Regions from separate parts of the Homo sapiens genome. Here region 1 is linked to region 2. Evidence: chromatin loops called from intact Hi-C (ENCODE). Cell type or tissue: ascending aorta. All regions are shown on one strand. Each heading gives the region's core, and the rest is flanking DNA. Links, peaks and the distances in the headings are about the cores only.

Region 1 (2,923 bases), core at 158-2,657, 91 kb after region 2:
AACTTTTCTAAAGATTTGCAGATCAAGCCAGGGAAGTAGTCTGGTTCGCTTTTGTAGAGAAAGTAATACAGACACATTTGGAAACTACTACTTAGTTCAAGATTCCAAGTTCCAAATCTCACTGAAAATAATTGGGGCTTGAATTCCATTTTTCTTCCCATCTAAGAAAAAGTTGGTACTTAAAAATTGTAAATCTCCTAATATTTCTCAGTCATCAGATATCTTTTCCAAAATGGCATTCTGATCAGTATAATGCAAATGAATCACGAATTAAATTCCACCCAAGATATTCCTGTACTAAAATTCAAAGGAAAGTGCTTGGCAAAATGCATCTTAGGATCTGCCAAACCCCAAACATGTAAAAACAAATAATAACTCTAGGATGTTTTGCCAACCCCAAAAAAGCCAATGGCCACCCCTCTTTGAGAATGTCTTCAGGTTTCTGAATGCCTTCTATTTAGGCTTCACAGTCTAAGTCCTTGGGTGTCAAAGGTCAAGAACCACCAACCAGAGAATTAATAAAACTGAAGCTCTAGGTAAATAAACTTCAAACTCCTAAGCTCTGTTAGAAAGTTTCACACATAGTTCATCTGTTGAGAGAGTTTTTTTTTTTCCCCATTCAAAGAGCATTTAGCCTTAGGATTGCTTTCATTCAGCAAGGATCACCTACATTCTGATTCTTGTGGTTATTAGAGCAAATCACAGGGTGTTGAGAACTTGGCTTCTTCCATCTTAATAAAACAGTTCAAGTCAGAGAGGCAGTTAATCCCTGGAAGGCTTTGTGATCCCATCCCCTGACATGTTTGATAAATATGGAAATTGTAAAATGTTCTGACTTGTTAAAATTTTTTAAGCCTGCTTAACATGCTCTTTGGCCTCAACATGCACAAAGTGCTGACTTGGCATGCCTCGGAGCCTCCATCACCTTCTCTATTGTGTATACACTGACAACCCCTGAAGCATAAATAAGTCACACTTCACAAAGAATGTTTATTCTATGCTCTAAGAGGGACGCTCCTTTTCTCAAGGAAACAAAAGCATGGGAAAGGGGAGGGAGAAAGGGTGTGTACAAAAATATGTGGCAGAAAGGAAAAAAAACCCTTCAATTCTAAATAATTACAAAATTGAAGACCATAAAAAAATCTGGGTTAGGGATAGGTATGTCTACATTTGGCTTATAAACAGATCTTTCAGAGTCTGAAATTACCATGGTAGGAAACAACTATTCCTCTTTGTTCCTTGCTTTACAAAATGTAATGAATAATATAGTTTTCTTTCAGTACCTCCTGTAATTCAAATGAGTCCACTCCCCTTTAACGCTATTCAAAGTTAAGAAAATAAAATACTATTATGACCTGTATCTGGCCACCAGTGAGCAAGAAAACAAGCTCTGATTACATGAATAGATGCAACTTCTACTCATCTCAAATAACTAATCATCTTGGAGACTGAATAAACAACTATATAAATACTGAGAAAGAAGGCTTGTAACTGTATGAGCCAGGTGCAGTGTTTAGAAACTCTGCAGACATAAAATTCAAAGGGAAACTCTGTGAAAAAATCACACAGACAGTATACTCATGAAATGCTGATGACGCACTGGAGTACTTCAGAATCTATAGCCAGCTACATTCATCAGTTGTAGACATTATTGATATTCCCAGATCCAACCATCAAATTCCCAGCACTTTGACTGTTTCCAGAAGATTGCTTTCATGGGGTCTCCTGAGGCTGCTGCTTATATTAAACTTACAATTACGAGCAACAACAGCAAAAGTGAGAAGCAGATGGCTGCAAGGTAGAATGGAAACAGAGGCCTCATGGATGCAGAGATAGGCACATCTTAGTAAAAAGAAAAGCAGCGGTAAAATAGCTGAATGGCAGAGAACTGGTGGGAGAAGGAAAAGAAGCTAAGAGTCAGGATGACATCCATACTATTAAAACTATCCAGGAAAAACTGAGAATTAGCTATAGGCCTGTAGACAGTTCTCAGGGTCTGCCAGTTTCAGGCAGACAGGAAAAGAAATGACCAGACCATTAGAAGGGGCAAGAACTTGACCTGTGGCTGCTGGGGAAGAAAACAAGGATTAAAAAAAAAAAAGAGAGTATAAATGTTGACCCTCAGGCTAGTCCTGGTACTCCAATTAAGGAAGGAAGGAAAGTGGACAAATTATGACTTTAGGAGAGAAAAAATAATCAAAAGGATTGAGAATATTATCTTCTACCTTAGCATCAATATCACATGGCTCAAAAATAGTTGCAGCTCAGAATAGCATGGCATGAAGAAAATAACACTACAGAGAGACAAGGAGACTGTATTAGTGCATTCTCACACTGCTATAAAGAACTACCTGAGACTGGGTAATTTATAAAGAAAGAGGTTTAGTTGGCTCACGGTTCCACAGGCTGTTAAGGAAGCATGGCTGAGGAAGCCTCAGGAAACTTACAACTGTGGCAGGAGGCGAAGGGGATGCCTGCACATCTTCACATGGCAGAACAGGAGAGAGAGCAAAGGCGGAAAGGGCTATACACTTTTAAATAACCAGATCTCATGAGAACTCACTCACTATCACAAGAACAGCAAAAGGGAAATTCACCCCCATGATCCAATCACTTCCCACCAGGTCCCTCCCACAACACTGGGAATTATAGTTCAACATGAGATTTAGGTGGGCACACAGAGCCAAACCAGATCACAGAACAACCAAACTAATGACCCAGTCACCCATCTTCTCCTACGGGAGGCAGAATACCCAAATGTTAAGCTCAGTGCTTCTCAAACTTTAATGTGCATGAGAATCACCTGGAGGATCTTGTTCAAATGCAGATTCTGATTCAGGAGGTCTGGAGTGAGGCCAGAGATTTTGCATTTTCAAAAAGCTCCCGGGTGATTCTCTAAGAATGCTGTGAGGACCAAGGGCTC
Region 2 (2,923 bases), core at 210-2,709:
AGAAAAGTGGAAAAAGCCAATTACAAAAGGCTACATACTGTATAATTTCATTTATGTAATATTTGTGAAATAACATGATTACAGAGATGGAGAACAGATTCACGGTTACCAGAGGTTAGGGAATATGAGATGGGGTGGGTGTGGCTAGCAGGATGTGGCACGAGAGGCTTCTGATAATACAGTGAGGCATTTTGATGGATGCTAGTGGTTATTCAAAGCTACGCATGATGACACACAAAAATGAATGCATGCATTACTGGTGAAATAAGTTTTATGGGTTGTACCCATATTGGTTTCCAGGTTTTGATACTGTACTTGAGCCATGGAATATGTCAACACTGGGGAAGGCTGGGTGAAGGATATATATGACCTCGCTGTACATTTCTTTGTACCTTGCTATGAATATATAATTATTTAAAAAAAAAAGTTTTCTTAACAAGCCAAAATAATCTTAAAAAAATCATTCAGATTTGGCCAGGCATGGTGGCTCATGCCTGTAATCCCAGCACTTTGGGAGGCTAAGGCGGGAGGATCACGAGGTCAGGAGTTCGAGACCAGCCTGGCCAATATGGTGAAACTCCGTCTCTACTAAAAAAATACAAAAATTAGCCAGGCGTGGTGGTGTGCGCCTGTAGTCCCAGCTACTCAGGAGGCCGAGGCAGGAGAATCGCTTGAACCCGGGAAGTGGAGGTTGCAGTAAGCCAAGATCACGCCACTGCACTCCAGCCTGGGCAACACAGTGAGACTTCGTCTCAAAAAGAAAAAAAAATCATTCAGATTTAAGAGTACTGTCTTTGAAGGTAATGTGACTTTAAAGCCACAGGTTCCATTTTTTAAAAAGCATACATGACTTCTCTTCTACCAGACATTCATTTTTAGAAAATAAAACATTTTCCTCTATCCTCAAATTCAAAAACAGCTGAATAAATATTCCTCAGTTTCCAAACAGAGTAATCCTTGAGTAGAAATACGTGGAAAAAGAAAATTCCTAGTATAAACCAATATGTGCCTGCCTTACCTGAAAAACAGCTAGAATCACATCATCTCTGAGTTGGAAAGAACTTCAAGTTCTTCCAGTTCAAATTCCCACCAACATAAGATTCATTTCTCTAATATTTCTGATTGAGCTAACCTTTGAATACATGCAATTACTATATTGCCTGCCCCCCACATTCTTTTCTGGAAAAAGCATCCCTCTTTTTTCTGTGAACTGCTTTTCTCAATTATAGTTCTCCTAAGAGCCAATTTTTTCCATCCCGAGATCAGTCCAGAGAAGGCACTGGAACCAAACTAGGGGTCCTGCCCCTTGGCCTTGGTTGATTTGTTCAGAATTGGGCACTTGGCCCAACCTGGACCAGAGAATTTTTCCAAGGTTTTTCTCACTAAATGTGCTAGAGAGAGTTTCTCTTGATTGTTGGGAGATGTATAACCCAGGCATGCTTAGCAATCATGTTTCACATAATGTGCATGAGAGAGTAAGTCTGCAGAGGGAAAATGAGCTAATACTCTGAGAGAAGCAGAGATGAAAGAAAGAGAAATAAGGAAAGCTGCATTTGAGTCTCTGGTTCTAGCAGTTTCTGGGGCCCAGTGGGATGCCTGCCCTCTCCACAGTTTGGCTGTTCAATCCTTTCTTTGTTCACATGAGACATTCCTAATATCTTTCCACTAATTTCCTCTTTTTACCAAGCTAGTTCAAGTCACGTTTCCACCACATGCAATGAAAAGAATATCCTACTATGAATAAGAAGTCCATAACTCACAATACAGCCTGTTAAGAGCTCTAATTGTTAGAATGTTCTTCCTGATGTTGAAACACATATGCCTCCATGGATATTCCAACTATTGCCTTACATCCTTACCAAGGCTCATCTTCCTCTTTCCAATATTCAAAGATTATGATCACATAACCTTTGTGGATATTCATTACTTTTTGTCTGTACAGCATATATTTCCTTACTATTTTGATAATAGCACCCCAAATCTTTGAGGAAAATTACCTCTACCCCACTGAATGCAGCCTAATGGGATTATGAGTCAAGATTCCCTGCCATTCTTTAGCCAAAAAGTGAACATATGACCCAAGCCAGATCCCCTAGTTTTGAATCTTAACAAAAACACTGAAAGTTGCTGGAGTGTGATAACTTTGGCAGTGAAGCCCAGAAGAATGTGACTGCCAGGTTTACTGAGCCCTCTTAAGCTGTTCTTTCCCTGTCCTTTCTGAGCCTGATTCTTCCTTCTTCTCTTTGACTCTGTAAACTCTTTAATATCCTTCCAATAAGAAATGCTATTAACTGGTTAGTTTATATAATTAAACAAGTCTATCTTAAACATATCCCCAAAGTTTTCTCTTTTTTAGGCTAAGTAATCTCAGCTTGTTGAACTGTACTTCAGGTGACTTGATTTCCAATCTATAATCTGATTGGTTCCCTCCTAAATGAACATTTATCAAAAATCTTTGTGAACACATGGCAGTCAAACAAAAGGTGGTCTGACCAGAACAGAGAGCGATAGGAAGAATATGTCGATCTTTTTATTTTTTTATTTTTTTGAGATAGAGTTTCGCTTTGTCACCTAGGCTGGAGTGAAGTGGCATGATCTCGGCTCACTGCAACCTCCGCCCACTGGGTTCAAGCGATTTTCCTGCCTCAGCCTCCCAAGTGGCTGGGATTATAGACGCATGACACCACGCCTGGCTAATTTTTGTATTTTTAGTGGAGGCAGGGTTTCACCATGTTGGTCAGGCTGGTCTCGAACTCCTGACCTCAGGTGATCAGCCTGCCTTGGCCTCCCAAAGTGCAGGGATTACGGGCGTGAGCCACCGCACCCAGCGAATATGTCCATCTTTGATCTTGACATGTACTTTTGTTAATGCAGCTCCAAAGCCCACATCACAAGCACATGACACTGAGGCAGATTTTGATTT

The links. A loop is a pair of places that touch in the nucleus more often than their neighbours do. Peaks named below come from ENCODE experiments on the same cell type or tissue, not always from the same donor. Only the 100,000 strongest peaks of a DNase experiment are listed, where the experiment ranks them.
Region 1: it touches region 2 in a loop (2.1-fold over the local background); 4 of 110 quality-filtered maps call a loop at or near these places.

Annotation. Positions count from the first base shown.
Region 1 is chr14:68,040,742-68,043,664 of GRCh38, reverse strand. The region is part of intron 7 of RAD51B (RAD51 paralog B); the gene reads right to left. Among named protein-coding and RNA genes, the nearest start is that of RAD51B, 220 kb to the right of the region's middle. In ascending aorta, for the core only: no CTCF peak of the experiment used is centred there; no DNase peak of the experiment used is centred there; H3K27ac peaks cover 642 bases.
Region 2 is chr14:68,131,321-68,134,243 of GRCh38, reverse strand. The region is part of intron 7 of RAD51B (RAD51 paralog B); the gene reads right to left. All of the region lies in intron 2 of LOC105370546 (a long non-coding RNA gene), which reads left to right. Among named protein-coding and RNA genes, the nearest start is that of RAD51B, 310 kb to the right of the region's middle. In ascending aorta, for the core only: no CTCF peak of the experiment used is centred there; no DNase peak of the experiment used is centred there; H3K27ac peaks cover 1,276 bases.